7 separate regions of the Mus musculus genome follow, and all the other regions are linked to region 1. The links are chromatin loops, found by intact Hi-C in ENCODE. Cell type or tissue: left cerebral cortex. All regions are shown on one strand. Links, peaks and the distances in the headings refer to the core of each region. The heading gives the core; the rest is flanking DNA.

Region 1 (4,599 bases), core at 326-4,325:
TTCCAAAAAGAGTATTGGGTTTATACGCATAAATACTGAGGAGAGTCAACACAAGGTCAACCATTGAAAACAATTTTCTTCATGATCATATTTTTGAGGGTCATGGAACTAAGTAAATCACAAGAAGCCTTATGTGTATTTCAATAAATACACATAACTATTTTAAAATAAACATTACAATAAACAAGCATTTAAAATACAATAAATACCAGTCATAAATAAAAACAATATTTTAGAACTCTTGGGAACTCTAGTTTGTATTCAGGTTTTTCTCACTGGATCCATCATTTTGTTTTCAAGTCTAGAATCAATAGACCAGCAGGCAAACAAGTCTAGCTGCAGTGTCTCCATACAACCATCCATCTGCCTTGGCTGCAGACTAAAAAGGAAAAAAAAAAATCCCCACACCCTGCTGATTAGCCCGAATTTAAATACAGGAATTCTTATTCCAAAGGGTCCTAGGCAGCTTCACTCCATTTGAGCATATTTGTCTATTCTGTTAATACTCTCCTCCAAATTGTCTATGTTTAATTAGCTAATTTCCATCACTATTCAAGTACATTGTATCACTGCCCTGAATATACTCCTATTTCCATGGAATTCTTTTTCGCTCATTGCCTAATTCATTGCTTGCTTTGCAGCAAATGTCTTGTGACAACATCTGGGTTTTGTTGTTGTTTGTTTGTTTACAGGCTCCTTCTATTCTTTACCCAAGTGAAATACGACTTTCAATCTCTTGATTCGGTTCTGTTTACTGTACTGTTGCTCACTTCCTCCTTATCTGTGCACCAGCAGGATTTCATACAATGGATTACATTCAGTTTCCTGACTGTTTTCCTCATACATCTTCCAGAGTACCTTTGCCTCTGTCCTTTATTGACCTTCTCCTATTTCAGTTTGCTTGGTCTTTCCACTCTTCCTTACGTCTTAAATTTTTATATGTCAGATGAAGCCAAGACATGGTCTTAATAGCTCCCACAGAGAAATTCATCCCGTGCTCTGTCACTTATGTCCTATGGTTTTATTGATCATCTACTTCTGAAAAATCAAACTAGACCTACATTTAGTACTGAACCTAAAAGTGAAGCTACCAACTTTTAAATTTTTTCTAGATATCTAAATAGTATTCAAAATTACAAATATACAAACAAAGTTAACTTCTAGCTATCTGTACATTCCAAAGCCTATAATTCCAACACTTGGGAAGCTGAGGCAAGGGGATTGCCAATTTGAGGTTAGCCTAGGCTACATAGCAAAGATATTCTCAAACTCCCACTCTCCAAAACAAACAAAAAGCCAATCTCTCTGTTTAGTTCATGTTCTTCACCAAGTTGTTTTTCACTTCATCTTTCCTATCCTACTTCGCCTCACCATTTACCAAAACAGAATGAATGGAGATATCCTAATTCTGTTTCCTTCCATATGACAGCCAACATTATGATATGAAAAGGTAAGAATACAGAACAACATACACTATATTTCAGAGCCTCTCATGGCGTTATCCATTGACTCATTATCCATTGAAAGGAAAGTGTAATCCACTGTATGAAATCCTGCTGGTGCACAGATGAGGAGGATGTGAGTAACAGTACAGTAAATGGAACTGAATCAAGATACAGTCAATCTTATTTCACTTGGGTAAAGAATAGGAGGAGCATTATCACACTCTTCCCCTGGTAAGCATACAGGTCCTCCTGATACTTCTTACAGATATCTGTTCATACATACCAACAATTGTTTATTCATGAGCAATCACTATGTACCTGGGTCTCGGCCATCACTACCTATTGATCTTACTGGTCTTCCTTGCTCCTTTTTACTCAGTCACCTTTCCTTCCTTCATGAAACAATGCCACTGATGAACCAGAATTTAAGTCCAAGGATACATGGGTAATATGAAGATTTTGACTTCCTCTAGTCATTTAGGTACAGGTCTTTGGAGGATTCTACATATATTTCAACGTTCATGGAAGAGCCCTTTAACATGTGAGCAGTTCTAAAACACAGTAGGTGTGTATGCTAATTTTTAATCAGAGATACTAATTTGTATCCTTTTTTTCTTTCTTTTATTTCTTTGTATGCTCTACTTTCTGAGAGATTTATGTCAATTTTTTTTTCTTTCTCTTTCACTAACTTGTCTATTTTTTCCTTTTCTTCCTGCTTGTATTTCTTTCCCCCCTCTGCATTGATAGTATCCAGTGCAAGGGAGGTACACTGAAATTAACTGCATTATCTGAGAGTTGGTCTTTAAGAGTGTCTCAATCAGATGAGGTTATAGAAAATGTCTGGGGCTGGAGAGATGGCTCAGCAGTTAAGAGCACTCACTGCTCTTCTAGAGGTCCTGAGTTCAATTCCCAGCAACAACATGTTGGCTCAAAACTGTCTGTAATGGGATCTGATGCTCTCTTCTGGTGCATCTGAAGACAAGTTCAGTGTAGTGTACTCATATAAATAAATAAATCTTAAAGAAGAAAATGTCTGTAAGCTTTTGTACATGATGATATGGGCCAAGTTTGTTGATGCCTTTATAGATTACAGTGTTTTCAAATTAGCATCTCCCAACTGTCCATGGCAACTTTTCAAAGTGTTTATACAAGTATAGGTTCTACTTTAATAGATCAGTGCCTTGTGGTAAGACAGTGAAAATGTAGCTACAAAATAGTTTAATTTAAAACATATAGAGAAAAATACAGGTAGAATAATCACTTCCAAAAGGACAGAGTGTAGCCATATTTTTTTCTGCTGCCAGAGAAATGAATCACTTTGAGAATTTTCACCTCCCACATTTTTCATGTACTGCTAAAGAAAGATACAACTTCCTGGCAAAGCTATGTAATTTTTTTATAGAGCAACCTTTCAAACACTAAAAGAATTATCTCTGTACTCTACACTGTATAATTATACCACCTGTGTAATGTATCATCTTTGAGCCCAAATCAAATACAATTTGCAAGTATATCAACCCTTCCCAGCACCAGAGATACATGTGTCACAGGATAGTGCTGCTGTTCTGTGTCAGTCACCAGATGTTCTATAGCATCATCCATTAAATATTCCATCTTTTAAAATGCTGTGGCAGGGGTGGCAAGGAATATTGCTACAAAATCCATTCCATTGATTTGCTAAAAGAAAACTTCAAATTAAGCAAAAGAAAGGATATAATGGCCATGGGATCTGGCTGTAATCCTGCAGTGTGAACACACCAACAAACTCACCAGGAAGTCCTACAGTGCCTGTTTTGTGGCTTCCAGGGGCAGGCAACTGGTTTACCTGGATGATCACATTTGACCAATAGAACTGAAGTTATGTACTTCCTATGATCATTTGAAACTGCTTACTGGAAAACCACAACAAGGAAGTTCCCTGTGAAGTCGGGCAAATGCTTTTTGGTTAATCAGCTGCTTAATCAAGTGATTTTCAAATCTCACACATTATCTGCTTTCTTTACAAGCTGTTCTTCAGAGGTTATTCCTAATGCTGTGGTTAGCTAGAATGCTTTTTTGAAAAATGTGTCTTCTTGCTTGTTTTCCCAATAGAAATGGAAGTCCATCGACCTATCTTCAAGGATTTGTTTTAAAATACATGCTAAGTTATTTTTATCTGTAATACCATGGTGCCCATCATATATCATATTTGAACTATAGAGTAAGTGCATTCTAGCTAAAATCGGATCCATTCTAGGTTGTTAAATAATACTATCATGGTTATTAGTTTAAGTTTCTCAAAATAAATTCTAAATCCTTATGATAAGGATGTCCTATTACTTATGAAATCCTCACATGAAATTTGAACCTCAGAAGCAGGTAAGGGTATGACATTTACTAGGTGAGAACTTGACATTTTGATGTTTTCAGAACATTTGAACAACTAATGTACTAATTACAAATAAACTACACTACTTAAATATTATTTTTTCTGATTTACACATTTATTTTTGTACAAAATGAATTTCTTGAGATAGGCAGAGCTTCAGTATCTAGGGATTGTGGGTGGGTTTTAAGAACTAGCTGGGACACGTAAGTAGGAATATCTGCTAGTGGAATACAAGTCATTATAATTCAATAATTATACATGTTTGTGAATGTTTAACAAACTATAAAGCTACTGAAATCAAAGATTCATAATTCTGCTAATGGTAAATATAGGAGGAGCCATTAGCCAACTTCAAGGGAATATATAGGCAGAACAGCAAGTATGACATATACATATCAAAGGACCACAGAGAATTATATTTGCTTGGTTCTGTTAAAACAAATAAGCAAGCATTATAAAATAGTTGAGCTAATCAAATTGAAGACTAAAACAGGAGCTGTGAAGTCAAAATGGGCAGATGGAATGCCCACTATACCTCTTCACTCTTACGTCAGGCTCAGCCTGGCCTTTGGGTCCAGGTGATTGTCTAAAAAAGCTCACAATTCATGACATTCCTCTTTTTTTCCACTGTGTTTATTATTGCTATCCTCAAAAACTTTGTCAAAAATCTTGCTTAAACCCCAAGATGTGACTTTCTAATTATTTTTAAATTTTCTTCTCACAGCCATGCAGAAAATGTGCAGGCAAAGAACAGTGGGGTTCTGCTATCCATTTTCTTTTGCCTCT
Region 2 (4,599 bases), core at 333-4,332, 110 kb after region 1:
TGGGGCTAATTGTTCATGGACTGGAATCTCTGAAAGTGTGAGTTCTTCTCTGAGAGTTTCTTTTAATGATTAATTATCCCAGCATTCTGGATAGTGACAGAAGCTGACATTGCTTACTTTATCCCCTGATTTTTAATATGTATGGTCCACATAATTTAAAAATAGGGCACTTTTTTAGTTGCTTACAGTATAAAATAGAGTATATTAATAACTCCACAGACAACATGCAAATGAAAATCTTGTTTTTCAGTAGTGCACTAAGGTAATATTTATATCTGTTTAAAATCAAGCACCATTATAGAAAGAAGAAAACCACATGTTTAAAAAAAATCATGTTAACTCTGTGATGTTGTGACAAGACCCCTGAGCTAACAGCTTAAAAAGAAAAAATAATATGTTATCTCATAGTTTCAAAGGTTTTAGTCAATGGATGCTTGCCCATTGCCTTTGACTCTGTGGTGAGGGAGAACCGCATTGCAATGAAACCATCATGGGAAGTACCACTTACTTCCTGTTGGCCAAGAGGCACAGAGAGTCAGAAGAAAAAGCCAAGGTCATAAAACCAGTTTCTACATCATAAACCACAGTCATCATGACCTCCATAGGGATTCACTCCTGAGCTTTCTCTCACTTTTCAAAACTGCCATAAACCAGAGACTAAACCTTCAGGACATGAGCTCTGGAGAGAACATTAAGATCAAATGATAAAACCACTATATTGATACATTGATAGTCAAAATGTGGGAAGCCGCAAACGCCATTACAAGATGGCGCTGGTTTCTTTAAGCCGACGCCCATGATTATGGGTAAACAACCAATGTGCTCATGTGCTTAAGAGTTTTTTTACCAAGTCACTGCCTGGCCCGATGCATATTAATGAGGTACTGGTAGCATAACCAATCAGGTATGGACACGTCACTCCTAGGCCTATATAAGCAGCACCATTTCTGGGCTCTGGGTCTTCCTCTTCATGCTGAAGCTAGCATAATAAAGCATTGCTGCAGAAGGATCCAGTTGTCCGCATGTGTTCTTGCTGGCGAGATGATAGTGCACAGGACATCAAAACATTTTCAATGTATAGATAAATGCTGTTTATAGTTTTCAAAAGTATAATGGGTTATAATTGAATTAAATCAGTAATGTTCACTTTAAGTAAATATATGTTCAAAGACAGATGAGAAGTATTTCATAATGATGTTTCTTATGTGTGTAAAATAAAGACACTGATGCATCTTGAAGCTTGCTCCGTAACTCCAAGGCCTGGTTTCCTACCTTGCACTTCTAGGTCATTTGTATAGAGCAATGCTTCGCAAACTTTCCTGTACACACAAGCATCTGGAAGCCTGCTCAAACATGGATGCTTATCCGAAAAAGGTCCAGGGATGAACTGATGCTACACCTTCATAGACCATGCTTGGTCAAAATGATGGGCCTTCTGTTCCCATTAGATATCTAAACTCAGTGATCAAAATGTAGAGCTGGTAACGTAGAAACATAAAACTGATAGCATGTAGGTATAGAAAAGAACTTAGAAGGAAATATTATAGGACAAGGGAATAGTCACTTTAAGTTATTTGAACCTTGTTTCCTATTCTGAAGTTTGTGTGGAGAAAGGGCAGAACACCGATTTACACCTAAACTGAGGAATGATTGACAGGAATGTCAGTTATTGAGGAACTTATCATTCAAATATTAAAAGTCATTTTATGCTTTCTCCCACTGAACATGCATCATGAACTTTAACATCAACTTCAAACTTGCTCAGTTATGCTATGGAGACTAATGTAAAGATGATTTGTGAAGTGTCTATCTCTATGAAAATAAGACTGGTTTATAAAAGATGAGTGCCGCTTGATTTTGGTTTTCCTTCGGATTTGCTGCTGTGCGTTTTCTCTGCTTGTGCCTGAGAAGAGAAGGAATGCAGGGCATACTTCCCAGGTACTTGACTGATAATCACCAGTTGTTTTCTTTTCTTTTCATTTGCAGGTCATGGTACCATGCCTAAGCCCTGTGGCTTTGTTTCCTATAATAGAGGTCGTGCAGTTTCAGCTCCACATGATTCTTTGGAAATCCTGTGAGGAGGAAAGCTGTAGTTTGTTTTTCCTGCCAAGTTATGTTAGGATATTCCATTGTGTACTGGCATTTGAGTGGGAAACCTAGAAGATGAATGTGTTCCGAAGGCGTGGATTTCAAATCCCACTCGACTTAGAAATGTTCTGCCGAGCTGAGAGCATTATTGACTTGAGCAGTTCTAAAATGGCTCCCTGCTATGCACTGTGCTTTGTGGTGCTTTGTCTTTCTCAACCACCTAGTAAAATGTGCTTTGTTTGATAGTAAAGATATATTAAAATGACCTTTTGGTCCTGCAGAAACCAAGTGAGCCATTTCTGAGGCCAGGAACAACCATTTAACTACCTAAATTACCTGGTACCTTCTGTTTAACCTCTTCCCTGGGGCAGAGGTCTTAAATGAATCCTATGCTTTCTTCTTTTGCTTTACTTTTTAATATTAAGTTTTTTGTTTGGCTTTGATTTGAGTTTGGTGTGACATGAAAAGGTTTCCGATCTCTCTTTTTATTTCTTTTCTATACACTGATTGCTTTATTGGGCAATTATAGCATGCATTCAATATTTCTAAACATACAAATAAATATGCAAAATAAGATTAGAATCAAATGGAGGTAAGAAAGGAGATACTTAGTTCAAAACCTATTGGCAACTCTATATCCCAGTGTAACATGAACACGGGATAGATGATAATTTAATTTATAATGATTAAATTTGTTTGTTAACACAACTGGATTAAGAAACACTTAGAATAGTGTAGCACGCCTGCAGGTATATCTGTGAGGGCATTTCAGAAACAGATCATATGGGCTCTGAATTAATGCATTAATGACCATCTTTGTGTGTTCATAAGTCAATTGTATTCGTGTGAGCCATTTGGAAGCCAGAGGGTCTAGATGGATTTGGAAGCCTAGAGTCTAGGTGGATGAAGCTGATCGGAAAGCTATAGGAGGATGCTCTTGGTTTTCATTTACAATTTTTTCTGCTTTGTGCTCCTATGAGATCAGAGCCTGCACTGGCACACACCTGTTAAAATCATTTCTTTCTCAAGTGGTAGTGCCAAGGTACCAAAGAGGAATTCCTCTAAAACCACAAGCCAGGAGAAAGCTTTCCCAATTAAATGACTTCTTTCAGATATTCAATTACAGATACACAAAAGTATCTAGTAGAGGGGGATTGCAGACGTCTCAGCCACCTAGGTTTTAAAGACAAAATTAAATCCAAACAAGTATATAACCAAAGTAAGAAATGTACAGTCTACTCAACATTCAAAGAGAAAGTTTCTTGTACCGAATGGTGGTGATGTGGTATGAACTACCAGAACAAAAGTTAATATAAATTAGAAGGAAGCAGCAGAGCAATAATGATAGCATCTACAAATGGGCAGGAACTCATTTTATATTTGTTTTAGTAAAAAATTACTCAGTGTTAAGGTTTGTGTATGTCCTTTCAAAAATTCAGATGTCATTAATAAAACAAAACTAGGAAGTGGGGTGTTTGAGGGGCCATTGGAACATGAAAATTCCAATCTCATGAACAGACACAAATAGCCCCTACAATGGATTTGATGTGCGTAGCTTTTCCTGGTTTACTCTCCTGCATTCTATAATGAAAGAAGGCAAGAAGAGATAGCAAACATTGAAAGTTTGGTTTATAGATCTTAGCCTCTGAACTTGTAAGTAACACACTTCTGTTCTTTATAAATTATACAGTTTAAAGCATTTTCTTATAGTAACACAATATAGACTAATATGTACACAGGTAAATAAGATTAAGATTAAGATTTAGAAACTTCTCAGACAAGCTGTGCAAAAGCCATGTAGCAGTCAGAATCAAGAGCATGGGCCAATAACAATTTGGTACAGTGATTAATATGGATAGAAGGAAGATGGGTGCTGTTCGTTAAGGCAATGGGAAAGTGACCAAAACACAAACTAAAGGTCTTCCAAAGTGGGCAGGACATCACCAGATCTATCACTAGCTCAGAATGTCTTGAGAGAACAGGCTCGGGGAAGAGGAGAAAAGTTTTAGGAAAATGACCTGAGATGTTCCCGAGCCTCGGTGTTCATGACTGAGACTGGCTCTGTCCACTGCATTCAAAGGCAACAGCAGTTGGATACTATAGCTGCTGCTCTGATGGACCCAGGTTGGTCCCACCCAAAGCATACAGTTAAGTGTCTGGACTCCCTAAAGCCTTGCAAGTGGAGGGTTCCAGATTCTGGTCTCTCATTCCATACCTCACACATAGTGTCCCATGGTGGCACAAGGAGTGAAAGATTTAGCTCTGTCTGCATGATGGGTTCTTTTAAATGACATAGAATATTTGCCTCTTCTTCGTTTTTATGCTGTATGACTTGCCTATCCATGTCCTACCACTTTATTTTGAAGTCCTGTCAGCCATTTGACTTTATAGGCACAGAGCTGAAGGGAAATTTGCTTCAAGATGAATCACAGTGATTCTTAACCATATATTCAGATGGAACTTTGGAGTTAAACTCTAAATGTGATGGTGTAGTAAGTAAAGTCTTTTCAG
Region 3 (4,599 bases), core at 434-4,433, 300 kb before region 1:
TTTCTTTCTTTCTTTCTTTCTTTCTTTCTTTCTTTCTTTCCTTCTTTCTTGCTATAAATATTTTAATTGAAAATACAACAAAATTCTTGTATTCAAGGCATTTATATTTAAGGCAAAAACATACAAAAATGTGAATAGTATATATTATATACTATTGATAAAATGAAATACTAGCTATGATAACAAACATATAGTAAAAGAGAACTTGGTAATTAATTAAGAGCTCCAAAGAACAATGTTCCAACTGGACTATAAAAATGCTCTTATCAGAAAGTATTTATCACAGTCCTGACAAAGGAAGTCCATTTTAGAGACTAAAAAGTTAAACTTATATTTCACAACAGAGTTTCACATTCATATATTTTATGGTGATTATCAAGTCACTGAGCACAGTTACTCATTACTTAGATCTGTTTTATTTTGTGGTTTGATCAGTTAAAAATCTACTCTTTAAGTGAACTTCAGCTAGTCAATAAAATACTGCAAACAATACTCGCTATTTTGTAAATTAGGTTCCCTTTGTAGCTGATAGTTTGCCCTTAGTCAACCAGTACGAACTGAATGGCCAAGATTACCCCATGCCCTATGAGAAATCAGGTAAAATGAACCCAAAACAGATTCCCAAATGATAAAATGATGAACCCAGGACTGAATATGAGAGATTAGAGTTTGAGGAGAGACATAAGATACAGTTGAAACAAAAAGAAAATTATTAAAATGTCCTTGAAAAACTCAAATAAAGAGTAGAAAAGGAAAACATGGCTAAGTGACAGATAATTGATAGAACTGAGGCTGTGAAATGGGTGAAGCCTAGGTGACAAATCTGCGGCAGGAGATTTTCGGAATGAGACAGGATACACCTCTGTCTTCACTCACAGTGTTAAGAGTTCATTTAGTCATGTCACTAACAACCACAAGATAATGACAGCTCATAAATAAAAGCCCATCCTAACAAGAATGATCAAAGAGGTGGTACTCATAGCCACAAACTACTTCCTCTGAAGCCTAGAAGCCTCTCCATTATCAGTTGCTTGGATGTGAGCAATTTCAGGATTTTAAACATTCATTGCACATTATTAACTATAATAAAAACCTCACAGAACTTCTATATTATCTGTATTCATTGGCACAGTATAGATTTTAAATGAAAAATCAACCCTTAGAATATCCAACATAAAGAGCTAGAAGGACCAAGGCTATCTGAATATGAGAGAGAGAGAGAGAGAGAGAGAGAGAGAGAGAGAGAGAGAGAGAGAGAGAGAATGTATTTATTTTGAGGTCAAATTATTTTACACTCTCTCCTTCCATATTGTTTGCAGCCTTGAAATACCTTACTCTTTCAAGAATATATGGAGTCAGAAGGGAAGCCCACACACTATTCCTCTATATGATCTACTTGTTTGGCATAAAGAATGAGTGGCCTAGAGATGAAAGGACTAAAGTATAGACAAATAGGTGAAGAAAGACAGACACACATACAGTGATTTTTGTGTTTTCATTTTTCCACTATCTATAGAGTATGGTCTGTTATAGATATCACAAGCTGTTACTGAGTTCAGTTTTCAGTTTCTGAAGAAAAATTTAGACATGATATGGAGAGGTGATTAGCCTTGTGTGGGTGGTCTGTTAATGAAGGCAGGGCAGGCTATGATTGGGTAGTGTGATGTGAAAGGCGGGCTGCTATTGGCTGAGACTTAGCTACTCATAAGAATATATTCTTGTGCTTGAGACTGAGTTTAGTCAGTAAAGGGTTGATATTGAGTGCTTAAGAATCTGAGTTCCAGCATGGGAAAACATATAAAAAAGTCACTTGTGGCAGTGTGTGCTTGTAACTCAGTGCTGGGGAAGCCAAGACAGATGTATCCAGTTCTCTGGCCAGCTAGCTTAGCCTTGTTGGCCAGCTTCGGTCCAATGAGTGCCCCTGTGTCAAAAACCAAGGTAGGCAGTGCATGAAAAGTGACACCTAAATTTGCCCTCTGGCCTCAACACTACATACACACATGTGAGTGTACACTATCACATATTTGAAACGCACACATGCACACACACAGACACACACAATGACACACACACACACACACACACACACACACACACCAATTCTGTGTCAGGCTGCAGTTTACTTACATACTCACTTAGGTTGCAGTTTGTAAAACAGAAACTCAAAAGGTCTGGAGTCAGCTCAGGCCAAATTTAGTTTAATTTAATGCCACCCTACCACTTCTTGGAATTCTTTTCCTGATAGATTTCATCACATTCTCTCTTCTTATTTTCATCAGATAAGTGGTATTTCTTGTGTATTTCAGTGGGGGGCGGGGAATGCAGTGTCTTATATTTGTTAGGAGATTCTATCAGCTCTTGTTTAAGAGGACTGTCTTTTCTCACCACTGCAATGGTAGCCTAGGCAATCCTACCTGAGCTGTTCTTAATGTGACTCCCACTGGCTTTCTTGCTTGCCATGTTTTTGTATGCTCAAGCCCCACCTGCTTGGACTGCATCTCTTCTCCACATTAATGCTCCTTTCTAATTCTCATTCTCTCTCTCTCTCTCTCTCTCTCTCTCTCTTTTCTCCAGGAACAAACAAACAAAATGAAACTGCATTCGGATCTGCTGGTGTAGCTTATCAAGACTCTTCTGGGTTTCCACACTTGGATGTTAGTCTTTTGTGGGGTGATAATTTTCCATTTGCACTTCTCTTTTGTCTCCTTTCCCAAGCGTGAGAACCTGCATGGCTTAAGCTTTGCTCCTCTCAACACTTTGGCTGCACTCGTCAGCACAGAGATGTGTGACACATAATGAAACACTAAATGTCTCTTATTGCCAGGGTCCACACCGAAGCGGGCAATTTGGTTTATTGATTTTAAATGTTCCTAAAAACATAATAGATTGTTTTGTTTGTTGTTGATGATCTTTGTTAAACTTCCAGGGAATAAGCTACAATATTGTCAACTGTGGCAATCAACAATAGCAATACAATCTCTACCTAGCAGATAGAGATTGATAGATCAAGAAAATTTGTTATTACCATGGAACATTTGTTTGCATTTAGGGAAAATGTTTTCTATAACATAGATTTTTATATAATTATGATTTTTAATTCATAATTCTATGTGTAATTGTAATTTCTATTTTTTTCTAGAGATTTATGGTGTATTAAAGCCTACACATCCCACTCCAAGAGGCTCTGCATGGTTTTCATAAGGTGCAATTTCTCTTTAATTAACACCAAGAGCTACCTGCACTTTAGAATTGATTCATGATTAATCAGTCATATTTTCTAAAAGGCATTCATTTTGATTAGATGGTAGGAAAATTAGCCTGGGATAATTCTTATTTCATTAGATGTGCTCTCTCCTTGTGTTGCCGAAGCTCACTATTTTGGATCCCTAAAGCGATTCCCACTTCGGTTCATATTACTTTTCTTTAATGAAAATTAATACTTTTTTCCCCACTGCCTACTGCTGAGCTAATTTTATTGCAGATGATGTTTGTCGGTTTCCTTCTATTTTTATCCCACTGGAGAGTGACTCATTGTCTTTCATTTAAAAGCACCGTGTTTTCATTATGTTCCAGAGAAGCCTGTGCAGATGGGTAAGAAGCACCCTTTGAAATCCACATCCTGGTGCCAAGACGTGGCTAACGTTTTACAGGCTTGTCAACTCCAAATTCCTCTTCCTGTTGGATAGGAAGTCTATGCTGTGGATTCTAATGCTAAGTAATTGGACACTTATTAAATTGTATTTAGGGGTTGGCATCATTAGAGTTGAAGAGTCTGGGATTCTGTTTCCATGACCTGTGTGTGGTGCTTTTGCGCTGAGCTTTCGTTAGCATCATTAAATACAAATCTAATTATAATATAAGCGATCTGATTGCCGTAATGGAGACTGGGGCATAATTTTCTTTGTAAATTGATGAGCTATATAAATCAGCCATCCAAAGGGATACCCAGGAACAGACCCGAGAACACACTGAGATGTTGCCATTAAAGTTCATCTTTTTTTCTTTTCAAAATTATTTGGAATTCAGATTATGTTTATATTCAATGTCCTTTTCTATAAAAATGTTTTTGATAGTCTTGTAAATTCCTAAAAAAATTAATCAAACAAAAAACAAAGAAAAATTCCTAAAAAAAATTAATCAAACAAACAAACAAACAAAAAACTTTGCTGAGGTGTTGATACAAATTTTTATAAAATTTTGTACCATTATGTGAGGAATTTCATCTGTGATTATTAAACTTTTACATTAACTTATGTAGGTGGCTTTGTGGTGATAAGCATTTGTAGAAGTGATAATTATTTGATTTAAAACAAAATGTTATCATCAGTGGGTGTGTATGCATGCAACCTCTCTCTCTCTCTCTCTCTCTCTCTCACTCTCTCTCTCTCTCTTTCTCTCTCTCTCCCTTCCTCTTTCACAGACACACACACAGACAGACACAGACAGACACACAGACATACACACACAGACACAAAGGCACACACAGACACACACAGACACACACAGACACACACACACACACAGAGACACACACAGACACACACACACACCCCTCATTTGATTAATTGTAGATCTTAGACTAAAGGGTAAAGCCTCCCA
Region 4 (4,599 bases), core at 246-4,245, 340 kb before region 1:
GACTAATGTCATCTGTGAAGCAAGTTCTGCTCACAGCCTTCTTGTCAGAGGCTAAATAAATATTTATGAGTGAGGAAGATAGCCAGAGTCTATTCTAAAGCTGTTGCATGTGATTTTTAAACATGTATCATATGTGGAAGAGGTTTTTATAGGAAAAATACATCATTTAAAAATTGTATCTGCCTCTGACTCTTTCAGTTGGTTGTTGAGTCTTCTAGAGTGCGGTCATGCTAGGTCCTTTTTGATGAGCTTTCCATAGCCTCAAAGATAGTGTAAGGTCTTGAGATCTCCCCTTGAGCTGGATCCCTCTTTGGGCCTGTCGCTGGACCTTCTTTTCTTCAGGCTTCTCTCCATTTTCATCCCTGTAATTCTTTCAGACAGGAACAATTATGGGTCAGAGTTGTGACTGTGGGATAGCAACCTCATCCCTCATTTGATGTCCTGTCTTCCTGCTGGAGGTGGGCTCTATAAGTTCCCTCTCCCTAGTGTTGGGCATTTTATCTAAGGTCCTTCCTTTTGAGTCCTGAGAGTCTCTCACCTCTCAGGACTCTGGTGGATTCTGGAGGGTCCCCCCAACCTCCTACCTCTTGAGGTTGCCTGTTTCCATTCTTTCTGCTGGCCCTCAGGGCTTCAGTCCTTTTCCTTCACCCAATACCAGATCAGGTTTCCCTCTCCTCCCCACTTCCTCCTACCCCTGTTCACTTTTCCTCTCAGCTCTGTCCCTCCCTCCCCTCTTATGATTGTTTTCTTCCCTCTTTCAAGTGGGACTGAGGCGTCCTCACTTGGGCACTTCAGCTTGTTGAACTTTTTGAGTTCTGTGGACTGTATCTTGGGTAGTCTGTACTTTTTTTTTCTTTTTTGGTTAATACCCACTTATTAGTGAGTACATACCATGCATGTCCTTTTGCCCTTTTGAATCTGAGTTACCTCACTCAGGATGATATTTTCTAGATCCACCCATTTGCCTGCAAAACTCATGCTGTCCTTGTTCTTAATAGCTGAATAGTATTCCATTGTGCAAAAGAACCACATTTTCTGTATCCATTCTTCTGTCATGGGACTTCTGGGTTGTTTCCAACTTCTGATTATCACAAATAAGGCTGCTATTAACATAGTTGTACCTAACTAATGGACAGAAGCAGCTGACCCCTGTGGTTGAATTAGGGAAAGACTGAAAGAAACTGAGGAGGATGGCAATCCTGTAGGAGGACCAGCAGTCTCAATTAATCTGGACCACCAAGATCTCTCAAACACTGGACCACCAAACAGACAGCATACACCAGCTGATAGGAGGGCCCCAACATACATACAGTAGAGGACTGTTGGGTCTGTGTTCATTCAGAGATGATGCACCTAATCCTCAAGAGACTAGAGGCCCCAGGGAGTTTAGAGGTCAGGTGGGGTGGGTGATGGGGACATCCATGTGGAGAGAGGGGTGTGGGGAAGAGGTATGGGATGTGGAGCAGTAGGAGGGTGGACGTGTGTGAGGGGGAATAAAATATGGAGTGTATAATAATAAAAAATTAATTTAACATTTTTATCTGTTTACATATGATGGAAAGCACACCTTTTCAATGAGATAAAGAGGAGAGAACAAAGGATTTGTTGTTGTTATTCTTGTTTTTTTTTTTTTTAATGAAGAGGCAGGGACTCTACAACTAATACATGGTGCATTTGTTGTGTTTCCACTGCTAACATTTGAAAGGAGAAGAGAGAAAAAGAGGAAGGTATAGAATGGAGAAGAAAAGTAAAAAGACAGAAGGCTAACCTCCAAAGAAAGTGGAGAAACAAAGATGGGAATGAAGTAAGTGAATTGGGGATGATACATAGCACAGAGCTTGGAGAAAGTTGATAAGCAAAAGAATACAATTTAGGACATAAAGATGGTTGTGGATCACAGAAGGATAATTCCTCATACCCACCAAATAATGAAACTTCTATTTAATACTGTGATTGTCCTGAGGCAACTCAGAGAAAATTAGTGCGGAATTACTAAAACAACCAAGTGTATTAGGTGAATTGTACTTTCCATAACAGAACAATTTTTCTTCCTAAAATGTCTTAAACATTTTAGGAGGTGTTTTGCTCCAGGGAGCTGAGCACGATGCTTTTTGTGAGACCTGTGCACATATCTCAGCTCTGTTACTTACTAATTTGCATAACACTTTCATTAGTCTGGTAGGATTTTTTCTTTTTTTTTTTTTTCTTTTTCTTCTCCAGATACTTGCTATCCATGCCATTGGAATAGTCTTACCTTCAAAACTGATTTTGATTTGGGCAAATATACAATACTTACTAATATAAAATATAATAAATTGTCAGTGCCAATCTTGATTGACATAATAATATTGCTTCCTTCCTGAGGTCTAGTTCCATATTCTTAATCCCCTAAAAGTTATATGATCTTTTTTATTTAAAAGCAAAGCAAGCAAGGAAACTTTCAGGTCCTTCTTGAATAAGAAATATTAAAGTTAAGCTAGACATATTTCATCAGTGAACTGGGCCTGAATCTACGTGAATGTAACCCTAAAGTCCTCAGGGAAGTCAGAGGATAAAAGTTCTGTGAACAGTTACTAATGAAAGGGTAAGCTGGGTTTGGAAAGAGGCTGTAGAATTTTGTCCTTGCAGAAGGCAGGAGAGTCAGAACCTATTGTGACATCTGTGTTGGCAGGGTCCCCAGGAACTGGCCTGGGAAAAGCACTAGATAACAAAGTAACTCACACTACTACTTAAGCAAATTACTATTTGTGGTGTTCTTTACTTAAGAATGTCTTAATATCAACTATTAAGTGTTTTCAGCATTAATAGGGAAGGGACAATTGCTAGCCTTCTGCTAAACACTCTTGCTTGCCCCAGTTCATTGTTCAGGGTCTCCAGGGAAACACCAATAGCATGGTGACAGTAGCTTTCACCCCTGCTTCTAATATAAAAGGGAATTCTTATATCACATTTAGAAGATATTTACTGCCCTTATATTTACCCTGGTATGCTTTATCAGGTCAATCACTATCCTTTTTGAAACTACTTATTAAAAATTTACCTGCATAGATCTGGAGCCAAAGTAAGAGGAAAGAAGCTGCTGCTTCACAACCCAAGCTTTTCAATAACACGGAGTGGAACGAACATTTTGTGATATTGAAACACTTACATAATTTTTGCCCACGAGACTGAACCGAGATGAGCTCATGATTCATCTGCAACATATAAACGAGTAGGAGGCATGGCTTCAAGCTCGGGAGGCTGAAGACTTCTGATGAGAAAAGCCTTAAGCCCCTGAAATGAAATATTTTGCAATTCTAATTAGAGTCAAATCACTGCAGATCTGTTAGTTGCAATTTTTATATTTGCATTTATATCTTAGACTTCTATTCAGAATAAATCCTCAGGAATTTCACCATCTTCAGATAAGGTTTTCAAATCTGCAGAAATGACCATAAGATTTAAACTATTAACTAATTGTAGGAGTTGGTACACTACCATGATAAAGTCATTATTGAGAAAAGACATTTTATTTTCCTTTAGTTAAGTGCAATTCAAGCTTATATTGTCAGTTACTGCATAAAACTTATACTCTTCTTTGGAAATACTTCAGATAGTATAATTTGTATTTTAAATTATGGTTAAGATTTAGTATTAATATAAGCAAATAAAATGTCTTATATAATATGATTTGTTCATAAGAAAGCAGTCAAGAGTTCTTCCTGGGTAGATTACTTGGTTGAGATTTTGGGTAGATTATCATTTTGTGCTTGGGGCATCTTTTCTGTTGAATGGCAACACCAATGCTCTCTAATTAAAATAAATATTATGAGAATTTGATGTGTGTATGCAATAAAAACATTTTGCAACTTTTGTATCTGATGCTCATGGAAAATATTAAAAAAGGGGTGGAAAGATTGTTAAGAACCAAAGTATCAGAATATATGATATAAGATATTGTCTTCTATATAGGATACAGAAGCTGTGTCTATGAACTCATAACAATATGGCTGCCTGAACAGGACCCAGAAGAAGGGAAATTCAGCATCTCCCTGCCCATAGATGAAGAACTACAGTTGGTCAGTGCCTGCTGTGAGAAAGTCTCAGTCTCTTCTGGAGAAGAGCTACCACTTAGGTTGTCCAATTCCAAGTGGTCAGCTCTAGACACATGTATATATGAATAACCTAGATGGATTCAGTAGGCTATATATATATATATGTGTGTGTGTGTGTGGTGTGTGTGTGTGTGTGTGTGTGTGTGTGTGTGTGTGTATGTGTGTATGTGTGTGTGTGTGTGTGTGTGTATGTGTGTGTGTGCAAATATATGTGCACAAATATACACATGTATATACATGCAATAATAATCATTAAAGAAGAGATCATAAATTTGGGAGAGGGATCATAGGAGGAATTAGTAGTTGAGAGGGAGAGAGAGAAGGAATGGTGTAGAACCAATGCTCATATATGAAGTTTTCAAGAAAAATAAAATTATTAAAGAAATAAACAAAAATACTCCCAATTTTAAAATGTCATCTAATATATAGCAAGCATTCTATAAATTTCGACTCTCATCATCAAGATCATCTCATGTATTAAGTAAAATTGATAACTCCTCTAGGG
Region 5 (4,599 bases), core at 267-4,266, 180 kb before region 1:
TTCCATAGCACATCTCTAAGCAAGACTCAAAAATAAAACAAGACAAGACAAGACAAAACCAACCAACCAACCAACCAAACCAAAAACCTATTGTATAGTACATCTGATAAAGGAAGACACATCTTTTGTAAACTTTCTGGACTCTTTCAGAAATAGGAAATTTACCATTAGCATGGGAGTAGTCTAAATTGGTAGTTTTTATCCTTGTAGTTTTGGAAGTGATGATTTCTTTTCAATATGCCAAGAAGTATATTCTGTACTTTAGATATATTACATAATCATCATTGTTAAGCAAATGCCAAGGTTTGTACACTATATGAAGGCTAACACTTATGTAACGAATTTACAGCATAAGTATTGGTTATTATTATTTGATGCTTCTGTGTATAGTTTTGCTACGTCCACTCCAGTGAAGTCTGTTTGACAGGCCGAGAGTCCTGGAAGCACTCACAAGGCAAAGAGTTTCAAGGAAACTCAACCTCCTGGAACCTTGGCATTCTCATAACCTGTATATTCACACCCTATCCCCGCGTTAGTCTGGTGTATGGATCCACATGGTCTCTTTCAGTATTGTTTTATTATAAGTGCCTTTAAAATTGAATTCTGACATAGGTAAGCATCCACCGATGTTCCAAAGTCCTAGGAAATCCTTGAAGCCTAAGAGTGATCCCTCCCTGGCAGCTGCCCTGATCAGGGACATCCCCATATTTTATAGTGGTAATATGAGCCACAGACATAAAAAATGACCCCTACTACTGTATAGCCACAGACCTAGACATGGCCCTCAGTAGCAACTTAGGCTGGGATCTCACCATGGCCCAGGTGGCAGGGTTGGCCACTCATAGCAGGCTACTCCTCTCTACTCTTGAGTCTCCAGTTCCATCTTTCTTCATAATACTCAAGCTGTCTAATTTCTCTTATTTTCCATCTGTCTACCACATACTGGCATATTGTGGTTGCTCCTGCTGCAGAGTGGCCATGAGGCTGGCACATCCTGGGTGACATTCTCCAACAGTGCTGCTTCAGGGTGTGGTGGCACATGGGTGTTGATGTCCTGACTGTGTCATTGTGGGTGGCATGGTGGTCTGCATGGTCTCTGTCTTCCTCCTCCCACACTGTGCTACTTGAATTTGATTTGATTTGATGTGTCTTAGGCATAAAACAGCTTGGGCCACCAAGCCAGGCATCAAGCTAGGATGAACAAAGGACTGCCATCTGCTCTGTCCCTGACTAATATAAAATCACCACCAATGACAAAATGTCATTTGCCCATTGCCAGAGTGTGTGTGTGGGAGGGGCACTAGTCATTCTTATATCCTCAATTTTTTCTCATGTATATTAGTAGTTTTAAGCACTGGAAATTAACATTAAATATTTCAAAATACATGCAGTTAGTTTTAACCTCTCTGTTCTTTAATTGCTATAGAAATGTGTGAGTGTTCTTCCTTGACTGTTAAGGTTAAGGAGCTTTACTTCCATTCTTTCCTGAAGGCTTGTAGACAGATGTGACTTGGGTCTTGATTCTACTGAAATGGAAAACCATACTACCCTGCTTGAATTCCAGTTTTACCATTAGAGAAATGAATTAAAATCGGCAGTTGCAGATAGAGACCTTAATGTTAAGTGAAGCAAGGTGAACTTAGAAAGACAAAGACAAAATAACATACCCATTCTTATATGCTGAACAGTTTTAAATATATATATATATATATATATATATATATATATATATATATATATATATATATATATGCGTGTGTGAGTGTGTCGTGTATGTTTAAGACTTAAAACTTGAAACAAGAAATGAGAGAGGAGGATGACATAAAAAGAGAGGTTGGGGTGGTAGATAACAGGGGACAGTAGAATAATTTAACATGAAAGCCAAAAAGAAGAAGCTAAAGCTTGGAAGGGGACCATCAATATGGGAGATGGAAAGATAGGAAGGACAGTGTTGAGGGAGACAAATAGAAACCAAGTACAATGATACATATATGCAGGAAAGTGACACAAATTGCATTGTATGCTTTGTATTCTAATTTAAAATAATTAATTTTAAAAAGAGAAATGAACAATGTGTTGGAACAATTCATTGTTGGCCCCAGCACACTGGCAGCCATCAGAGTGCAGAGAGGTTCAATGATAGAATTAACAATTTCTTTGTGCATCTGTCTGGTTGTCAGTTCAGCATCTGTGCTCAATAATTAGCTCAATATTTGCTTGAACTTAAAGGAAGCCAAGAAAAGGTAAGGTATTTAATATGTTTAGAAATTTGCTCTCCCTAAAGAGCTATGACTAGGAACCACATCTATGTTAGTTCTGACAGGCAGCCAAACCCAGAGTAAATATAGAGAGATAATTTGAGAAGTGAGGAATTAAAGTAAATTTGAGGATTTCTGCAATCCTGACTTGGAAAAGTTGAATATAGGACAAATGGCAGTAGGAAAAATGACAGGACACAGACAAATAGATGTCAAAGAAGACATACAGGACTCATTATGTCTTCCTTTGTTCTTTGGAGGGTAAGGCTTTCAACTTTCAAATGTCAGGAAGATATCTGAAAGATAATTCCGAATACCTGGAGTTTTAAATAGAACAAGTGTGCACTCACAGCTCTAAAAGGCATCGTAGGAAAAAGAACTGAGGTAATGAAAATTCAATGAGGTGCGTGGGAAGGGATGGGTTGGCAGTTTGTTTCCATCAGAAAAGAGCCTGTGCTCAGCATCCTTACCTGGTGAATTTGGTTGTCCTTCTATCTCAGGCTCTGAGAAGTTTACTCTTAGCCACACTTCCCTTCTCTCTATGTTCCATCTTTTCACCCTCTGTGTTCGTATTTGAGGTTGATAAAGCAGTTTGTATTAAATGTTTTCCGAAATCATTTGCTCATTTCATTATATAATTAAATGATTGCTCAGGAAGAGAAATGGCATCTAACATCAACAAGAACCAAGACAAAACTATACATGTCAAGTTTGATTTTATAACTACTTTATATTTTTAGACACATATTGATATGACTTGGCTTAATGTTTGTGTTAGAAGGCTTTCTGTTGCTATGAAAAGATATGGGGGTTGAGTACCTTCTCAGAGGCAAAGGGGTGTGTGTGAAGAACTCTTGGAGGCAGGACTGGGAATTGGGGCCATATTTTGAATGTAAATAAATAAAACAATTTAAAAAATTAACATGCAAAAAGAGAGCAAAGATTTATTTTGACTTATGGCATAACATGTTCATGATCAAGTGGTTTTCTGACAGCACATCATGGCAGAATCGTGGAGTGGAGTAAATCCACATCCCTAGGGCCTGGAAGAAAAGAAGCTCAATAGAACAGGTTCCCAAAGTATTCATTAAATGAATGCTCTGAGTAATTAAAAATTAAACACTAGGCTCAACTCCTTTTACTTTTTATTAAAATACAATCATGTGATTTCACCCTTTTCCTTGTTCTTAATATATACATGTATTCTCTTGAGTCTGCACAATGTTATCTGATTAAGTATGTGATTTCAGGGCTAAGCACTGGATTTGGGTAACCAATTGTTGTGTTCTTCTTTGGGTAAGATTATTTTTCCCTACTGTGTAGTTCTTAGTTGCCTGTAGTTCTCTACCAAGGGTTTGGGCCCTGTGAGATATTCACCTTCTGTGTTAGCATGACTATTGGCATCATCCTCATTCAGATCCAGTTAGGAAGCCATGTTATAAAAACCATAGCCAACTGTGGGGTCATTGGTGTGGGGGAAAGAGGGGAGTGGGAGAGAACCCGCTTCCCTCCAGAGTTCCAGTGCTCTGGATGGGCAGACACGGGAGGACTACGCACACTTTCCACAAGGCCCTGGGTGGGCATCTGGCTGTGTTAGACCACTGACCCCACAGCAGGTGGTGGACAAAAGGCAGCCCCAGGTACCAGGTTTTCAGCCTCCAGCATCCCACACTGGATATGGCAGAGGAGCTGAGAACAGAATAGGGGCTCCGGGGTGGCACTTGGCCCCTGGAAGGAAAGGAAGAGAGGGCAGGGGGAGAGGGGGCGCTGGATGGTTCCCACACAGGCCAGAGTCCTTGGTCAGGCCAGTGGCTGAAGCACAGGATGGCCTTCTGGCAGGAGGTTAGACGTGGCTCATTAGGAGAAAGCCCATCCCATCCTTTAAGCACTGCAGGCTTTGATAATGAGAGATAGTCTATGGTTTTAGAGTTTTATTGTAGAAAGGCAGTGAGAAAGGAGAGAAGGTAGAAAGAGAGAGGGAGAGGCCAGCCATGGCTACATGGAGAGAGGGGAGAAGAGAGAGAGAGGAGGGCTAGAGAGTAAGAAAGGTTAAAGAGAGTGAGGAGGGGCCAAGCAGCCCCTCTTATAGTGGGTTGGACTATCTTGCTGGTGCCAGGTAACTGTGGGGAGGAGCATACCTGGCTAAAGTCAGGTAACTGTAGGGGTGGAGTCTAGCTAGAATGCCAGAAGATTGGGGCACTGTCTGTGTGACTGATAGCCACAGATCTCTCTTGTGGGGGCTGTAGGGGCAGGAACTTTGACAGGAGCCAGAGGTCCAGGAGACATAATCAAATAAATGCCTTCTGTCTGATGTAGGTGGAAATTACCACCCACCAAGTCC
Region 6 (4,599 bases), core at 260-4,259, 260 kb after region 1:
GGCTGAGGTTGCAGGGTTTACTGTAGCTGCAGAGATGTTCCAGCCAGATCCAAATGCTGCAAAACTGATTTCCGGTTGCTATGCCTAGGAAGCCGAACTGCTAATTGCTGTTGGCGGCGAAGCTTTCTTCCGTAGGGCCCTGTTTTACATTGAGCACAACGAATATGATTTGATTGTCTCAAAATCCACTTAGCAGTATCCACACACTGCCTTCTGCCTCAGCTGACCCAGATAAAAAGCAAACAAAATACTCCCTGAAGGGACAACTCCCAAAATCGTGAACTTTAGCTTCCTATAATGCAAGCATAATCTCAGGGAAACCCAAAATTCTATCCTTAACTATAAAAGGATGCCAAGACCCGGGTAACTCGATCAAACCTTTGAAAGACTTCGTGTAGGAATCCATCTTTAGAGTATGCCCCTTTGGATAGTGGTTCGATTGTTCAAGCCACATTGCCTGTGGATTGCTCTTGTACTACAGTGCAGACTCCCCCCTGCTGTAGAGTCATGTAGACTTGGCTCTTAGATGTCCGTTTTGTATAGAGATTGAAAGAACCGTAGGTTTCTGCGGGGGGGGGGGGGGGGGTAGTAGTCTAGAATGGATGTATCACTCTTAGTTACAAACCAGATACCCCATTACATTATGGCCTTAAGTTTCAAAAATAATCACTGCCTCAAGGAAGTAGGTTACCTCATTACACCGAGCCTGCTTGGGTATCTGGATTGTAACGAATACATTAAAAATTAAAGTTTGTGAGAAGGGGCTTGGTAAAGCATAGCGATGATTGTATATGCCTGTGAAATCTATGTTCAAAACTCCACTTCATGCCAAGCCATCTCTATATACCTGCGTGGCAAGTCTCTCTGCAGCCTCAGAAATTCTTTACCAAATTGTATGTGTTTTGTTTTAAACAGAGAAATGAAAGAGGTCTCATTTCAGAGATCTGTTGCCAGGAGCCAGGAGATTGAAGCTGACAGCATCAAAGGGAAAACTGGCTGATGGCCCAAAGTGCATGAAAGCACACCATAGTTAAACCTTATGGAGAAAATGTGACTTTAATATCACACATGGTTTTTAACCATCATAAATCATACTTTGCCTTAGTCACTGGGTCTAAAAGTCCCTATTTATTAAAACAAATTTTAAAATACATGTTTCTCATGAAAATGAGAAGGAATGAAGAAAAGCAAAAAAGCAAAGTAATACCCGTGACTTCCAAATATTGTAAGCTTGTGATTTTAAGTCATTCTCCACCCCCTCTGTTACTCACTCTCTTTCTCCTCCCCTGTTTCCCCCTCTGTCTGTGTTTGTGTGTGTGTGTGTGTGTGTGTGTGTGTGTGTGTGTGTGTGCGTGTGTGTGTGGGAGGGGGGTGTTTGTTCCTAAGGCAAGAATGCATAACATATGTATAATATACTAAAGTTATAAGCTGACATATTCTGGGTGAAAATACCTTCTTTTTATAACCAATAATTCATCTCACCTGTGAATCAAAAATTTCACATTCATTTAAACAGGTCCTCTAAATAGGAACATACAAAGCCTTGTAGAAAATCAATAAGAATACAATTATAGGTAAAACAAGAATTATAAATACCCCAACTTGTTACATAAAGAATAATCAAACAAATTACACACATTTTCACCTCTACTTCTGACACCCAGCACAAGAGTGGTTTGAAGTTTATGAACTTCTAATAGAACCAGGTCAACAGATACAGCAAGGAAAATGTCTCAGTAACATGCTTCTTATACTTGCTGTTCAATGTCTGCCACCAGAGCATCTTCGGTCTCATCCAAAGTGCTCTGGGATGATAGTTGATGATAAAGGGACAGGAGCTTGATTATGGAAAAAATGTATGATACTATTAATGTGTCTGGCAAGCAAATTAAAATTTAAAATAAAGGGACTCTTCGAAAGCAGCTTTCATTTTAACCTATTTGAAATTCAAGGGCAGTCATGAACTCAAAATTGACTGGATTTCATCCTTAAAGAACATGAACTTGCTGAATCATAGTGCTTTATCCCCATGGAATATAAACAACCTTATCAAACATTACATTCTGCTGGTAAATTGTAATTGTACATAGTCTATAACATTTTATCAGGCATTTTTGAAATGTGATTGCTACTCTAGTAGCAAATCTATGTTCAAAACTTAGGTAAACATCTGACATTCACACAGCTAGAAACATTTCCTACTAAAACTAACATAATTACATTAATATGATCTTCCATGAAGCTTTTCAATGCACTACATTAAGTAGTAGATATTCTTTTCACCACAGAATGCTGTCTAAGTATAATGACTTTAAACTGAATGGAGTAAATGGTTATACAGTAAATAGAAAAATACTGATGTTTGTTTTTTTATAAGCATAAAGATCACCCATTAAAGCCACAAAGCTTCGTGTTTCTTGAATACTTAAATTTATCAATAACAAAATCAATTTTGAATATTACAAAGAAATTGAATAGAACAATAGGTTCTAAGGACCTAGTTGCTGTTTTCTGCCCTCTGCTGTTCACTCCTGGAAACTCTGTAGCTCTTAAGCAGCCTTTCAGATACAAGAAAATTCACAAAAAGTAAAAATCAATATTATCTTTCTCATTGATTGTTTCAGTGGTTGGTTGCTGCTGTTGTTTTTATTGAAATATATTTATATTGAAATATAATTTGTAGGATGATAACAGTTAGATATATATTTTCTCATTCTTAGTCCACCTTTATTTCAATTATAATTTCTTTTAATTTTTAAAGTAAACTTTCACAAACTAACAAATTTAAGTGTTTGTCAAATCTTCAATTATTTTATATTCATATTTTATAATTAAAATACTTATCATAGAGAAATTTTGTCAGGCATGGAGAATGGAGTGGAGGTAATTTTGAACAGACTTGAAACAAACTTCTGGAAGCATATCTAGTCAAAACTGTACTATTCACTCAGTTGTTACAGTTTGTACTGATAAAGTCTGACAAAGCAGAAGTCATCATAACCCCGAAAGGCTTTATTGAAACCCATCAAAAGATGGGAGATGGCCAAAGAAACAGAACAACGTTCCAGTGTTCTAATCATGAGACCCTATTTTCTAAGACACCAGAAAAAAAAAAAAAAGAAGAGTTGTAAAGATCTAAATATATAAAGAGAAATGGATTTTGAGATTCTCAATTAAGAAAAATATAGCTAAACATTAAGATTGAGACAATATTGTTCATACTGTTGTTTTTCAGAATTTTAAATTATTGACTCAGCATGTCAAATTCAAAGCCCAAGGACACATATCTAAAACTACTAATCATAAGCATTATAAATGTGTATGTATAGATATATGTAGGTGTATGTCTGTATATACATATGATATTTAAAGTATAGAATCCTAAAATAGAAAAACAGTATCCACTTTATGTTTGAAGGATTTAATAACATCAAATTCAATTATAGCATCTATAGATAGCAAGTGACTACGGTATTTATCTATTATGCCTGGTGCTATAAATTACGAGATTAAGATGATATAATGAAGCTGGACAGTGGTGGCGCATGCCTTTAATCCCAGCACTTGGGAGGCAGAGGCAGGCAGATTTCTGAGTTCGAGGCCAGCCTGCTCTCCAGAGTGAGTTCCAGGACAGCCAGAGCTACACAGAGAAACCCTGTCTTGAAAAACAAAACAAAACAAAACAAAAAACCAAATCAAAACAAAACAACAACAACAAAAAATGTGATGAGAAAATGACAAATTCAGATTTTGTGCAAATTATCAGTGAAAGTTAAGGATGGTCATTGTGATGGACTATCTTGGGTTTGAAGGTAACACACACAGGAAGAAGGAACGTCAATCAAGCAGTTACCTTCATTAGACTAATCTCTGGGTATGTATATGGGAGCATTTCCTTAATTGTTGATTGATAGAGGAGGTACAAGGACACTGTGAGCACTGCAGTATCTGGGCTGGTGGGCTCAGAAAGGTTGCTGAGAAGCCAGCAAACAAACCCAGTGAGTCATGTTTCTCTGCCATTTTTTACTTCAAGCACCTGCCTTGAAATCCTCTCATGGCTTTCTTCAATGATGGATCATAACCTATAAACTGAAATAAGCCCTTTCCTCTCCAAGTGGATTTTGTTTATTACAGCAACAGAAAGCAAAGTAGAATAGCAGGCAAATATCTCTAATGCCAACTTTATCTTGGATTTCAAAGGGAGAAACATGTCATCAAAGGCTCACACCTGGACTGAGTCAAGCAGGGTTTAGCTAAGAAAAGGCTAGCATTTTGCCTAGGAAGGCAATTCATAGAAAGCCAGTGACATCAGCAAATCATGGGCACATGCTGAGACTTACAAGTAGTTCAGTGTTTCTAGGAGAGTGAACACAAGGCAAAGATTGGTGGCAGAAACAAACAGGACTATAGCTTAAATTGTATACAGTATATAAATATATATTATATGTGTATAAAATATACATATTTTTTGCTTTATCTTACAGGAGAAAGGGACGTTTTCTAGATCACATGGAGCTAAATGTTCTAAAACTTGCTTTTCAGGCTATTTTGGAAGCAGTGTTTAGGTGGGAGCATGCAGAATGTAGGAAGATACAGTGT
Region 7 (4,599 bases), core at 377-4,376, 470 kb before region 1:
CTAAAAGAGCCAGAATCCTTTGAAGTCATAAGCTGGGGTCAAGTTTCTCATGTCACTGTATAGCAGAGACCAAGGAGGTTACCAATGATGGCTGTGGTTTCAGGCTCTGAAAGAAGATGGCTTCCAATAAAGCATTTCATAGTTGCTAATGTGTAGCAGCATCTCATGAATAAAGAGGCCACGATGCTGGTGTTGATGAGGACTCTGAACAAGAATGCGTTCTAAGTGGTGGTTTGCATGGGAATGCCTCCCATAGGCTCAACTCATATGTTTGAATACGTGACCCCCAAATGATGGGACTGTTTGGGAAGGATTAGGAGGTATAGCCTTGTTGGAGGAGGTGTGCATTTGAGGGTGAGCTTTGCATTTTAAAATCCCATGCCATTCCCAGTTAGCCCTCTCTGCCTTGCATTTGTGGACCAAGATGCAAGGTCTCAGCTACTGCTTTAACTGCAGCCATGCCAGCCTGACGGCTGCAGTGCCATAATGGTCATGGACTCACCCTCTGAAACTATAACCCCAAATAAATTCTTCTATAAGTTGTCTTGGCCATGGCATCTCTTGTGCCACCAATAGAAAAGTAATGAAAAGGTGACATTTTAGATTGGGTTTTCCTTTTGTTTTAGTTTCATTTTTTGGTTGTTGCTCTTTTTACCTTTTGAGATAGGCTCTCTCTAAATTGCTGGCCTTCAATTCAATTGTCTCTGCAGGAAGCAGATCTTGAACTTGTGATCTGCCTGCCTTGGCCTCCTGAGTAGCTAGGATCACTGGTCTGTGCCATCACTCCTGTCTATCTTGTGTTGCAAGAAACTTTCTGAAATGCTCACATATCTGGGGGACTAAGTTTCTGGGAGCAGGTAGCATAGTTCTGAATGTGAAAAGGTCCTTGTTCTCCTTTTAATGTTAAGTCCACTGAGTTTAGATCAGTGCAACTATGAAATGAAGGTAACCTTTACAACTTCTTATAGCTTATGGCTGCCCACCCCCATTCTTTCTATTATCTGCTGAAAATAAAAGCCTGAAGGTGGAGATCTATATTGCTTTTAAGAGCATATTGACGCACTGAGCTGGAAATGGCAGTGCTTTTAATAAGGTACCAATGACACAAATACTATCAAAATGTTAGTTTTGTGGTCCTTTACTTAGAGCAGTGTGGTGTTTTGGTAAATAATATTTAAACTCAGAGCAGTAATTAAGTTACATGACCATGCCTCATGACAGTCTGTTAATATTCTCTTCATTATGGAATTTGGCCTTCAGTGTCCAAAGGGGAACAAGGAGTCACCATCAAATTTGCTAATAAGGGATTAAGTAGAAACTTGACAGCTGCTAATCAACTGGCCGTGCCTTTTGGGTGTTGCTGGAAGTCATATCGAAACTGTTTTATTCCCTTATTAGTGCTGGGGTGAAAGGGGATACTAGGTATGTTCTCTGCCTCTGAGTCCCAAGTCCAGCCTGTCTCTGTCTCTGTCTCTGTCTCTGTCTCTGTCTCTGTCTCTCCTCTCCTCTGTCTCTCTCTCTCTCTCTCGCACCCCCTCCCACTCCTCCATTCTGTCTCACAGTTGTATTTGAACTTTTGACCCTCCTGTCTCAGCCTCCTGAATAGGTAAGATCCCAGTCCTGCATGGTGCTAAGTCAAAGTGGCTCCAACTTTATGGAGATAGTCAATTTGCATAGGAGTTTCTTAGAGAGAGACTAATATTCTCTAAGGTTTACCAAGTACATCAGTCTCTGACTTGGTCCAATTTAGCTTGTGGATTTAGCATGCCGATTAAATCTGAGGAGAGAATTTAGTTACCAAGTTTTTCTTTTCGAATCATTTCGAATTTTAAGTATACACATTTTGCAAGTCCTTCTTTTACAGACAGCTTTAGGTTGGATGCTGAAGGAGAGAGAGGATAACAGAAACGAGAAAAAGCTAAAGGGATGTGTAAGGAATAGAAGAAGGCTAAAAAGCTGAAGAACGGCAGAGAGGTTAGTGAGAGGGGAAAAAAAAAACAAAAAAACAAAAAAACAGAGAGTACGGAGTACAGGCTCTGCGCCACTAGAGGGCAGGGCAGCACTGGGTAGAACGCCATCTTTAGCAAGTTCTTCCCCCTCTAAAAAGAAACCTGGGGCTGAAAATGAGAAAGGGAAGAGGGAAGGCATGGAGGAAATTAGGAACGAAGGGAGTGCAGTTGGGTGTAAGACAAGTTTCTTTTCAGATTCAAGCACGAGAGCAAGAGGAAGAGAGGAAGGATCATTTTTCTGTACCCTGACAAGACTTAAAGTGAATGTTTCCCAGCACCTGAAAGGCAGGGACTGAAAGACTACCATTTGTTGCTCACCTAAGGATTTTCCCCCTCTTCTTCCCGGAAATGCTCAATCTTAACAATAGATCTTTCCAAGAACTGTCTGGGAAGTATAAATAGCTGGCTGCAGCTACAGTTTGAGATTTTGACGTTGCTGTCTATTTCTTCTGCTTCTGGTTTTTACAGAGGATTTTTTTTTTTCTCCCAAGTCTCCGTCCGACGCAGCCAACTGAAACAATGTTTTTTTTCCTTTTTCTTTTTTCCCTAGACAAGTAATTTAAAGACCTAACATTTTCCTCTACAGGGAGGGCGTCGACAATAGCAACTCATTGTTTTTAAGTGATTTCATTTAAATCCACATAAAACAAGATGAAGTACGTCACAATGACCCCCTCCTCTTTTTAAGGTTATAACCTATTTTAATGACTGCTTTGATATACGTCGCATGGCATCTTAAAAATTCAGAAACGGATGTCTCTGAATTTAGATTTAGAATCAAGATATGCAGCTTTTAGTACAACATGCTTTTGAGAGAATTGTAAAGATGGCGTCTTGTTAGGGCTTAACAAGAGACGAGCTAAAAAGGCTCCACTGTTCAGTGGAAATAGCTTGCTCCCATCTTCAGTATCTAAAAACTGCGTGTGTGTTTTATTCAATCATTACTTAAAAATTAAGACACTGTTGGGGACCAGAGATAAAATGTGTCTGGAATGTTTTTGGTGAATGTTTCAAGACTGAGAGAAAGTCCTTTTAGAAAGGAATTTGACTATAGGTGGCTCTTGCTTTAAATAGTAGCTGTACCCTCTGAAACATATCTGTCAATTGATTTTTTTCTAAATGGAATTATGTTTTTTTATTGACTCATGAAAATTTCAGAAGTGCTTTTTATTATTTTCCAGTGATATCTACATTTAGCTTTGAGGTTTTTCTTCCTTGCAAGTAAACAATATGAAAACATTCCCAGAAGCGCAATGTTTGTAAAATGTAGGCCTCGGTTTCAGTTGTCTGCAAACAGTTTCTCTGTTCTTTATGTGTTTCAGTCAGGGATTGAATTTTTGGGCAAAGCTAAGCCATTGCTGTGTGTAAACATAGGTCTTGGTTATCGTAGCATTCAGACTGCTCTCAGGCCACTTTTAAAGACACATAAGCCATCATTTCCAGGCCTCACTTCCAGTCTTCAGTGTGATGTAACAGCTGTCTCTTGTTTAGTAGAGGAAATGTCTGAGAGGAAAAACAGTTCCCGAGTTATCCTGTCTACAGACAGCTCTTCCACTATCATTTCCTCATTAGCTGAGAAGCGTGGCAGCATGACTTTGTCGGGAAAGAACAACGATGCTCTTTTCCTGCGACCAGGGAATTTAGAGCTGGGGAAGACGCTTCTTCAAGGCTACCAGGTTTGTTTTAAATTCATAAAATAACCCATTCCCTAAAAGAAGAATGGTAGAATGTCAAAGCTGTTCAGTAAAACACAACTATTTAAACCAAGTGTCAGGTGGGTAGTTAGTTACTCTGGAGACTTTTCTCCCAAAAGAATTTGGAATACACTAACACTAGGTATGAAAAAAGTAAATAAACAAAGAATGAGAAATATATCTTTCATCACGTTTACATGCAGATAAAATCAACTTAAGCACAGAACATGGATAATTTGTAAATGTCAATTTCTTTAAAAAGTGAATCTAAATTTTATGAATTTAAAAATTTGTCACATAGCTTGTGTGTACTACCCCTAGATTAAAATGGCCAAATGTTGACTACAGTCATCATAGAACCAAAGCTGAGCCAATTAGGATTTACCAGTCTTCTTTCTTTCTTCATACAACTGTCTCAGCATGGTAGTAAAGGTTCTTCATCCCAGCTAAGAAGGTAGGGGCATATGGAACTCTGTGAGTTCAAGATCTGCCTGTGTCTACACAGTGAGTTCCAGGACAGACAGGGCTACCTAGTGAAACTCTATCTCAAAAGACAAAAAACAAAATAAAACAACAACAAAAAAATTCAAAGATTGTGTTTTGTGAGAGATTCCCAATAAATTAACACAGCCAAAATTGAGGAGTTATTGTTTAAATTTATTTGAGAGGCTACTAGTAAGATATTAATTTTACTATCATTACTTCTGTTATTATTTCTATGGATAAAACATGCTTGTTATTTCACTTGACATGTTTTCTGGTTCCACAGGAAGATGCAGACAATGGAGTACAGATACATAATACCCCACTGTATATCTACAACATATTCTCTATCCATTCACCTGGCTGGTTCTACATCCAGGTTATGACATGTATGCACCTTTCCTTACTCTGGT

What was found. Peaks named below come from ENCODE experiments on the same cell type or tissue, not always from the same donor. Only the 100,000 strongest peaks of a DNase experiment are listed, where the experiment ranks them.
Region 2: it touches region 1 in a loop (2.5-fold over the local background); 4 of 42 quality-filtered maps call a loop at or near these places.
Region 3: it touches region 1 in a loop (3-fold over the local background); 2 of 42 quality-filtered maps call a loop at or near these places.
Region 4: a loop joins it to region 1, with 3 times the contacts of the local background. A loop is called at or near these places in 3 of 42 quality-filtered maps.
Region 5: it touches region 1 in a loop (2.2-fold over the local background); 2 of 42 quality-filtered maps call a loop at or near these places.
Region 6: a loop joins it to region 1, with 2.9 times the contacts of the local background. A loop is called at or near these places in 2 of 42 quality-filtered maps.
Region 7: a loop joins it to region 1, with 4 times the contacts of the local background. A loop is called at or near these places in 5 of 42 quality-filtered maps.

Annotation. Positions count from the first base shown.
Region 1 is chr3:80,543,583-80,548,181 of GRCm38, forward strand. No RefSeq gene overlaps it. Among named protein-coding and RNA genes, the nearest start is that of Gria2, 260 kb to the right of the region's middle. In left cerebral cortex, for the core only: CTCF peaks have their summits at 2,450 and 2,653; a DNase peak (open chromatin) is centred at 2,780; H3K27ac peaks cover 3,249 bases.
Region 2 is chr3:80,650,239-80,654,837 of GRCm38, forward strand. No RefSeq gene overlaps it. Among named protein-coding and RNA genes, the nearest start is that of Gria2, 150 kb to the right of the region's middle. In left cerebral cortex, for the core only: no CTCF peak of the experiment used is centred there; a DNase peak (open chromatin) is centred at 2,188; H3K27ac peaks cover 276 bases.
Region 3 is chr3:80,245,212-80,249,810 of GRCm38, forward strand. No RefSeq gene overlaps it. Among named protein-coding and RNA genes, the nearest start is that of Gm36569, 360 kb to the left of the region's middle. In left cerebral cortex, for the core only: no CTCF peak of the experiment used is centred there; DNase peaks (open chromatin) are centred at 2,415 and 3,563; H3K27ac peaks cover 1,066 bases.
Region 4 is chr3:80,202,360-80,206,958 of GRCm38, forward strand. No RefSeq gene overlaps it. Among named protein-coding and RNA genes, the nearest start is that of Gm36569, 320 kb to the left of the region's middle. In left cerebral cortex, for the core only: no CTCF peak of the experiment used is centred there; DNase peaks (open chromatin) are centred at 2,717 and 3,175; H3K27ac peaks cover 2,137 bases.
Region 5 is chr3:80,367,077-80,371,675 of GRCm38, forward strand. LOC115489837 (a small nucleolar RNA gene) reads right to left here and starts at 1,284; the gene lies at 1,142-1,284. In left cerebral cortex, for the core only: no CTCF peak of the experiment used is centred there; DNase peaks (open chromatin) are centred at 2,354, 2,647 and 3,092; H3K27ac peaks cover 1,256 bases.
Region 6 is chr3:80,803,025-80,807,623 of GRCm38, forward strand. It overlaps a transcript of Gria2 not described here. Among named protein-coding and RNA genes, the nearest start is that of Gria2, 2.6 kb to the left of the region's middle. In left cerebral cortex, for the core only: a CTCF peak has its summit at 2,527 (motif pointing left); a DNase peak (open chromatin) is centred at 2,516; H3K4me3 peaks cover 205 bases; H3K27ac peaks cover 786 bases.
Region 7 is chr3:80,077,913-80,082,511 of GRCm38, forward strand. No RefSeq gene overlaps it. Among named protein-coding and RNA genes, the nearest start is that of Gm36569, 190 kb to the left of the region's middle. In left cerebral cortex, for the core only: a CTCF peak has its summit at 2,055 (motif pointing right); DNase peaks (open chromatin) are centred at 2,099, 2,870 and 3,393; H3K4me3 peaks cover 718 bases; H3K27ac peaks cover 2,598 bases.